Regions from separate parts of the Mus musculus genome. Here region 2 is linked to region 1. The links are chromatin loops, found by intact Hi-C in ENCODE. Cell type or tissue: heart. All regions are shown on one strand. Links, peaks and the distances in the headings refer to the core of each region. The heading gives the core; the rest is flanking DNA. Region 1 has its middle 13 kb from the start of Gm51542. Region 2 overlaps Gipc1 (GIPC PDZ domain containing family, member 1).

Region 1 (4,387 bases), core at 102-4,101:
ACTGAAGTAGAACAGCACAGCCCCAAGTCTGGCTGAGCTACAGAGCAAGCTCAAGGCCAGTCTGTGCAGTTTCCTAAGGGCCTGAGAATGGAAGCTGTAGGTTCAATCCATAGTGCCATACAGTAAAGAAATAGTTTTATTTTAACATTTGAAGAGCAAGCAAGGTTCTTGAGGACTGGAGTGAGAGCTCCCTGCAGTGAGGGAAGGCTAGAGATGTAGCCGCCTACCCCCGCCACCTTGTGCTTTTTAAACTTCATTTATTCTTTTGAGACAGGGTCTTTTTTTGTTTTTGTTTTTGTTTTTGTTTTGTTTTGTTTTGGTTTGGTTTTGGTTTTTCAAGACAGGGTTTCTCTGTGTAGCCCTGGCTGTCCTGGAACTTACTCTGTAGACCAGGCTGGCCTCGAACTCAGAAATCCGCCTGCCTCTGCCTCCCGAGTGCTGGGATTAAAGGCGTGTGCCACCACGTCCGGCGAGACAGGGTCTTAAAAACTCAGGATAGTCTCATGTAATTCAGAATAGTCCAGATTTACAATGTAGCTAAGGATGGCCCTGACTGCCTGGCCCTCCTGCCTCTCCAACCTCATCTAGCTTCATACATTTTAGAAAATTTGTGGTCAGAGGCAAAGGCCAAAGAGAGTGATGATTAGACTTGTTTGTGAGCCAGGGTCCTTTCTGTGAGTCACATGGCAGCTGAGAGTGGGGTGGTGACCCCACAGGTTTTGGCTCAGTGTAAGGCTTATTCTTCCCCGGGTCAAATTTCTGTCCCGGTGTGTGTGTGTGGGGGGGGTCTTGATACCACCCCTCTCTCAGTTCTGGCTACCCTGACCTCTCTTATAAGAATTCATCAACTGCCCTCTGAGATGGCTCAGTGGGTAAAGCCACTAGCTGCCTAACCTGAAGACTTAAGTTCAATCCCCAGAACCTGCCTGGTAGGAGAGAAGCAACTCCTGCATGGGTCCTCTGACCCCTACATGTGTGCCATAGCATGTGCACTGTCACACGTGTGCATACACAGTAAATAAATAAATAGCACATTGGCTTAAAGACGTCGACTCTGTGATTCAGTCTTGCAAATGACCTGAGTTCAGTTCCTAGCACCCACCTGTAATTCTAGTTTCAGGGCACCTGACACCCCCTTCTGATCTCAGAGGGTACCAGGTATGTGGGGTACAGACACACATGCAGGGAAAACAGTCATACACATAAGATAAATCTGAAAGAGGGAGAGAGCTTTACCTTCAAGCTTGCCTGCCCCAGGGCCTTTGCATTTGCCACACCTAACTGGAAAACCTAATGTAATTCATTCTTTCTCTCTCTCTCTCTCATGTTCATGTGTGTCTAGGTGTGTATGTGTGTCCGTGTGTATTGGTACCTGGAGCTTGGTGTGCTCATGGGGTAGCTCAGAGCTTTTCAACCCTCTGCACAAGCCACACCGCCTGGAGCCGGCTCTGATCTGCGGTCTGGCTCTTCAGTCATGAACGTGTCACTCTATCCCTCTGTTGGCCTTCTCCTCAGTACACTTACTGAATCCAGCAATTGTCTTGTCTTGTCTGGTCCCAGTTGCCCTCCTGAGCTCACCCTCATCCTCATGCCATCAGGAGCTCTGGCCGATTTAAATGCTCTCTTCCCTGTCTCTGACCCCAGACCAGGACAAGCACAGAGGCGCTCGGCAAATGTCTGTTGCATGAATACGCGGACAAATTCTGGCTGAGAAAGCGTCCTTTGCAGGAGAATTTCATAAACGTGAGCTGTTTCTAAAACTACTCCTGGGGATGGGGGAGGGTGCGCCCTGGGCGGGGAGGAGGTGGCTGTGACCCACTTTCGCAGGCGCCGCTCGCACCTCCACTTGGCGGCCCACAGGTGGCGCTCGCTCCCCGCGCTGCAGCAGCAGCCTTACCGGTCACTAGCGGTGTGTCCGGGTGTTTTTGCAGACAGAGGCCTGTAGACACCGCCTGGTTGGGAAGCTTTTTGATCATGTGTGAGGTAGAGATGAAGGTGCCCTCTCTACCTATTTCCTAGCAGTGCGCACACTAGCTAAGTAACCCCCAACTTATGCATGCAAGGACAAACTTACATAGGCCATGGCTGGCTCAGGGATGGAGGCAGGTGCGCATTCACAGTAGCGATGTGTATTGTAGAGAGAAACTGAGGCTCAGGCTAGTGACATGACTTGCTCAGGTTCATAAACCAGGTGAATGGGTGACCTAACATAAAAATACATTTTAGCCTAGTGACCTGAGTCCAAATCCCTGAAACCACGTGAAGGTGGGAGGAGAGAACAGATTCTACAAAGGTGTCTTCTAGCCTCTGCACATGCGCTATGGATCCCTCCACCAGTAATAAATTTAAAAAGGCAGACAGATCTCTGAGTTTGAGCTGGTCTACACAGGAAGTTTCAGGACAGGCAGGGCTATTTGGTGAGACCCCATTTCTAAATAAATAAATAAATAAATAAATAAATAACCGACCAACCATGTAGGCTGGAGTTGGAAGAGTGCTTTTCTAGCCTGCATGCTGCTCTGGGTTGGATCTCTAGCACTGACTAAAACCAGAAATGCTGTTCTCACCTGGCACTCACAAGGTGCAAGTAGAGGATCCTGCTTCATCGCGAATTCAAGTCCATCCCGGGCTACATGAAACCTGTCTCATAAAATAAAATAAAATAAAATAAAATAAAATAAAATAAAATAAAATAAAATAAAACAAAACATACAGCTGAGAGAGCTAGGGGTGTCGCCCAGTGGAAGAATACTTTCTGTGTATGCAGAATATGATCCTTGGTTCAATTTGTGCCCTTCCCCCTCAAAAAGCATTGGAAAACCCTGGCATGGGAGTGGTGCCCAGGCTATAAAATGCCTCTTCCAGGTGGGCGCGGGAGACACAACAGCCTTGAATGTTCCATCTCCCCAGCTCCCACCCCCTCTGGTTCAGCTGCTCTCTGAGGTTCCTGAGTCTCTGCCTCTTGATGTTGGCTCCTTGTTTGAAGGGGATCACTCTGCAGTTTGGAGGATGCTGGGTGGATCCCTGGTCATCGAAGCTGAACCCCTCTGTCTCATGGGCCCCTTGCCTGCTGCTGAACCATGGCTGCCCTGCTCCAAGCCCCACCCCAGGATTTTTCTTGCTTTCCCCAAGGTCAGAGTCCAGAGGGCCTTCCTGGAACCCCACCCCCACAATGTACAGGAGAGAAAATGAGGCACGAGGAGGCCTTAAGGGAAGAATAGCCAGGAAAAGAGAGAGAACGTCTACTGAGCAGACCCACATAGGACTTTGTAAACTGGTGTGTGCCTTTACCTAGTTCAAGGTCAGATTGGGATTCAAGAATGGGAGCCTAGTACCTGATTCAGCTAATAATCTCCGAAGGCTTTTGGAGAGAAACTTGAGAAGCCGCTGGGTCTCTACACCAAGTACCTGTTGTGGCTGGGTGCTGGGCCCGGTGCCCACCCACTAACCTCGCCAGAGATCTCTCCTCGTGGTGTGTTAATCCCTGAACTTCTGGCTTGGGGTTGGGTACACTCAAAGGTTTGGATGTCCAGATGAGGTTATGCCCAGAGTATCTACTCAGGGGTGCCCCTGCCCTTTGCTGTGGTCGTTCAGAAGCCCTCTTTGGGCACAGTGAGCCTGCTACTCTAGCCCAAGCGGGTGGCTGCAGCCGGCTGTGTGTATGTTTGGCATGCCTGTGTGTTTGTCTGCTGCGATGTGTTTACATCAGATTTTTCTGGCCCGAGTGTGTCTGTCTTTGTTTATCCTTCTGCTCTGTCTCCATGAATGCGGAGGAAACTTCTGTTTTCAATTGGAGGCCAGAGAAATATCTTAGTGCGACGTGTGCTCAGATGGATTGGAAGGGATTTCCCACTGGATTCTCTAAGGTTAGAGTAGGGGGAGGATTCTGCCGGAATCCAGGCCAGAGGGAGAAGCTGCCGGAACTGGTCCTTCTGTGTCAGGAAAGAAACTGAGGCACAGGGTGGCCTGAGAAAGGGTAGCCGGAAACAGGGGATGCCTACTATAAACTAGCCACATGTAGAGTGTTCTACTTGCATAAATGCTTCTTGAGCTGGGTGAAGTGGCACACAATGTCATTCTTGCCACTTAGAGGAGGTTTATTATCCAGGATTCTCCAGAGAAACAAAACTGATAGAATAAATCTATAGATATATAAAAGGAGCTTATTAGAGTGACTTACTGGCTGTGGTCTGGCCAGTACAACAATGGCTGACTCCCAACAGAAAGTTCAAGAATCCAATACTTGTCCCACCCGCAAGGCTGAATGCCTCAGATGATCTTCACTGTACAGCAGAATCGCAAAGAGTCGGCTCTAATGCCAGTGAAGGAATGAATTTACCAGAGATAGTGAGGACAGTCAAAGAACAAGAGCTTTTTCCATATCTTT
Region 2 (4,387 bases), core at 239-4,238, 120 kb before region 1:
ATGGGAATGAGGATTGAATGAGGTCACAGCCAGTAGTGTGGGCTTGTAAATAGGTATCTCTGTGGGGATTATAGCTGTGCAGTGTGATGCTGGGATGAAACCTGGTCGTCATTAGCACGTGCTCCACCCATGAGCTGCGCCCCAGCATCTGGGCTGTCTCTAGAGTCAGCTCTCTAGCTTCACATCAGCTCTGGGTGCCCAGATGGAATCCACTATACACAGAAAATACTTGGGCAAGGCAGATGGGCTGCTCTATTCCTGTAATCGCATCGACTCTGAGGTCTGAGGCAGGAGGACTGCAAGTTCACGGGTAGCCTGAGCAACTAAGAGATAACTACTCAAAATAAAAAAGTAAGAAGCAGTCTAGGTATGTGGGTCCACATGTACAAAGCCAAAACCAAACCCGGGAGGGAGGGAGAAGTGGTTGATTCGGGGAGAGCCCTGTGCCTATGCTGAACATGGACAGAATCTTTTGTTGTTAGTCTTTAAACAACACAGAGGAGCTAGTTTTCATAGCTTTAAGAGTGTAGAGCTTACTCCAGTGTATGGGAGAAGCTGCAGCTCCGTGGACAGTGCCAGCCAATCAGGGGCGGTGCAAGCCTCAGCAGAATGCAAGTTCAGCACAGCTTGATTCAGGCGGCAGTGTTCTGGAGGTATCCTGGCACCCGTGCTCGGGAGCGGGATTCTCAACAGCTACATGATGCTCAGTGATAGAGCACCTGACCAGCCTGCACCAGACCCCCGGGTTAAGGAACCCTGCTCTGCAAAGCACAACCATGTTAGTTGATGTTGATACCATGTGGTGGTGATGGGTGGCACTCAGAGAATGAAGCCCGGTTCCCTTTCTGCAGGTCTCCCAGCCAGAGTCCCCACTTCTGGCTGCTCATGCCACTGGGACTGGGGCGAAGGAAGAAAGCACCGCCTCTGGTGGAAAATGAGGAGGCGGAGCCAAGCCGGAGTGGGCTGGGTGTTGGGGAGCCTGGGCCCCTGGGTGGGAGCGCAGCAGGAGAATCCCAGATGGGCTTGCCCCCACCTCCTGCTGCCCTCCGGCCTCGCCTCGTGTTCCATACCCAGCTGGCCCACGGCAGCCCCACAGGCCGCATCGAGGGCTTCACTAATGTCAAGGAGCTGTACGGCAAGATCGCTGAGGCCTTCCGACTACCAGCTGCTGAGGTATCAGGACCAAGGTCCCTTAAGAGCAAGCCACAGGCCTGGCCACGTATTCCTATGAGCTAGGGCTCATGTTCCTCGCAGGCCAGCAGCCGCTGAATCTGAGAGGCGTGGCTACCGGAGGATACTGAGTTCTTACCAGGCCTTGAGAGGCTTGTACTCTAGTAGGTGGGGGTTGGGGATGTGTGTTCCCAACAGGCCTTATGAGGCTCGGAGGTTGTATTGCCCATTAGGTCTGAAGTAGCCTGTGTCCTGGTAGGTTGTGGAGGACTGACAGACACGTGGTAGCTGGGTTTCCATAAGGTATTAGGAGGCTTGTGCCCCCAAACACTGGGAGCTGGAGGTCAGGAGCAGCTTCTATTTCTCCATGATGCCCTGGAGGCATGACTCCAAGCTCGAAGCTGAGAAGCCGCAGGGTGGGAGGGCGACAGTGGGGCAGAGATTCAAGTAGAGGCGGGTAGGAAGGCTGGGTGGGAGTCTAGGGTCCATTCACTCCTCAGTAGGTATCAAGTGCTCTCTGTATATCAAGCTAGCTCTGAGTTTTACCACGACAGAAATCCTGCTCGTAGTATGTGGACCTCTCCTTGGCCCTGGGTGTCACCAGTCCCTAGGGTAGGGATGTGTTGGGAAAGAAGACCCAGGGAGGAAGGCATGAGCATCCTGCCCTACCTCTGCAGGTGATGTTCTGCACCCTCAACACCCACAAAGTGGACATGGACAAACTCCTGGGGGGCCAGATCGGCCTGGAAGACTTCATCTTTGCCCATGTGAAGGGGCAGCGCAAAGAGGTGGAAGTGTTCAAGTCGGAGGAGGCTCTGGGGCTCACCATCACCGACAACGGGGCCGGCTACGCCTTCATTAAGGTGCCCGGGTGGGTGGCACACCCTTAGTCAGTGGCCAGGGTCTGTAATGGGACCTAGAGTGGAGCTTCCAGGGTTGATGCCTGCCCCTCCACAGCGCATCAAGGAAGGCAGTGTGATTGACCACATTCAGCTCATCAGCGTGGGGGACATGATTGAAGCCATCAACGGGCAGAGCCTGCTGGGCTGTCGGCATTACGAGGTTGCCAGGCTCCTCAAGGAGCTGCCCCGAGGCCGCACCTTCACCCTCAAACTCACAGAACCTCGAAAGGCCTTTGGTGAGCCATCCTTGCACCCTGGACCACCCACTGGGATGACCTTGAGCTCTTAAGAAATACAGGTGGCAGTCCTGGGAACCACCAGCAGGTGGCGCCCGAGCCTGCAATGCAAAATGGGGACAGCCCCACCCTACCCAAGAACTAAGTGCTGGCTGACAGCCCAGCCTGAAGGAAGTTGTCCCCACACCCGACTTCCAGGAGCCATTAGCCCAGCCAAGTGCCCCCAACCCTGGCCAGCCCCCTCAGCCTGGAGAGGTGAGGCTTGGCTGCTTTGTACAGCTCCTGTGCCCTGCCCCTGTCTCTACCTGGCTTCACTAACTCTCTGGAATGGGCCTGAGGCACCCCTGGTGTGGGTAGAAAGGGCTTATCTGGAATTCAGCAGCTATACTCACGCTTCTCAGCCCTCAATCCTTCAAAGAGAAGCTCCCCTCCATTCTCTCTCCAGCTGCCTTTCTGCATGACCCCCAGCTGCCCCTCACGCTCCATGCAAAGTCCTGCCTTCCTGGAACCCAGCCCCTCTCCCAAGGAGCCTACAGAACCTGGCGATGGCGAGAGGTGGCTGTGTGAAGCCTAGGTACCTGAGTACTGTACTCGCTGTATGCTGAAATTCCCCACTACCTTTACCTCCCACAGATATGATCAGCCAGCGTTCAGCCGGTGGCCACCCTGGTTCAGGCCCACAACTGGGCACTGGCCGAGGGACCCTCCGTCTCCGATCCCGGGGCCCTGCCACCGTGGAGGATCTGGTGAGTGAGCCACCCCTGGCCAGTGACAGCATTCTGATTATGTGAAAGACCCTGGACACCTCTGCTTAAACCTACTCTTCCCAACTTTGAGACCTACCGTGGCCCATCGAGCCTTGGGACTCCTCCCTGTAGAGTAAGAGTCGGTAACTTCTTGTCAGAGCAGACATTAATGATGCAAACAAAAAGCACTGCCAGACATGGGGTTTCAAGCAGGAAGATTCACATTCAAGGGCAGCTCAAACCGTAAGACCTTGTCACCAAGGTCTTAGATGAAAATATATGAAAGCCAGCCCAGGGTGGATACGTACGTATGTAATCCTAGCTACCTGGGAAACTAAGATTTAATGTTCAAAGTTTGGGCAACTTAGAATATGCCTCAATATGAGAATGATCATTTCTGGGTGTTGGGGACTAAAGAGATGGCTTAGCAGTTTAGAGCACGTGTGACTCTTGCAGATCACCCAGGTTCAGTTCCAAGTACCCATAATGGGTGGCTCACAGTCATCTGTTAACTCCAATTCCAGAGGTCCAGTGTTCTGACCTCCACAGGCACCAGGCAGACACTTGTACACATACACATGTGCAACCAAAGCAGTCCTCTACATAAAATAAGTAACGACAAAACCAGGAGCTGGGGATGCAGCTCACTGGTAGAGCTGTTGCTGAGTCCCTGGGAGCCGTCCCCAGCACTTAGGGCATCCAGTGCCTATCACAGTACTGTTGACGTTATTGTGCTGTCTTGTCCCCGCCCTCCACAGCCGTCGGCCTTTGAGGAGAAGGCCATTGAGAAGGTGGATGACTTGCTAGAGAGCTACATGGGGATCAGAGACACGGAGCTGGGTGAGTGGGGCACCCACCCATGCCTGCAAGGTGGGAGTGGGCTTCCAGGTCTCACCCAGGCTGAGTTGAGCCTACACCTCTGCCCATCATGACATCTGTGCCTCCATCTTTTCCAGCTGCCACCATGGTGGAGCTGGGAAAGGACAAAAGGAACCCGGACGAGCTGGCAGAAGCCCTGGATGAGCGGCTCGGTGACTTCGCATTCCCAGATGAATTTGTCTTTGATGTCTGGGGAGCTATCGGGGATGCCAAGGTTGGCCGCTACTAAGACTGGAACTGAACCTGGACCTTGAGATAACCTGGCTTGGCCTGGCTGGGGTTTCCAGGAGGGGTGCCACAGCCGGGACCTGGGCACACAGCCGAGGCTCGTAAATCAGCAGCCTGGGAAAGGCATGGGGTGCAAATGCCCTGTGGTCCTGGCCCCACTCCAATCAGTACCACCACGGTGCCCAGCCTGGTTGGGGTCCCCGGCCAACCCCTGCCGGGTTCCCCA

What was found. Peaks named below come from ENCODE experiments on the same cell type or tissue, not always from the same donor. Only the 100,000 strongest peaks of a DNase experiment are listed, where the experiment ranks them.
Region 2: it touches region 1 in a loop (5-fold over the local background); 4 of 42 quality-filtered maps call a loop at or near these places.

The regions. Positions count from the first base shown.
Region 1 is chr8:83,781,514-83,785,900 of GRCm38, forward strand. No RefSeq gene overlaps it. Among named protein-coding and RNA genes, the nearest start is that of Gm51542, 13 kb to the left of the region's middle. In heart, for the core only: no CTCF peak of the experiment used is centred there; a DNase peak (open chromatin) is centred at 1,848; H3K27me3 peaks cover 587 bases.
Region 2 is chr8:83,660,108-83,664,494 of GRCm38, forward strand. It overlaps Gipc1 (GIPC PDZ domain containing family, member 1), which reads left to right. Exons shown (of 7, transcript NM_018771.3): 2 at 852-1,173; 3 at 1,848-2,033; 4 at 2,128-2,308; 5 at 2,942-3,054; 6 at 3,813-3,894; 7 at 4,011-4,387. The coding sequence starts at 886. The coding sequence ends at 4,162. Among named protein-coding and RNA genes, the nearest start is that of Ptger1, 4.3 kb to the right of the region's middle. In heart, for the core only: no CTCF peak of the experiment used is centred there; DNase peaks (open chromatin) are centred at 1,094, 1,374, 2,364 and 4,114; H3K4me3 peaks cover 1,341 bases; H3K27ac peaks cover 2,390 bases.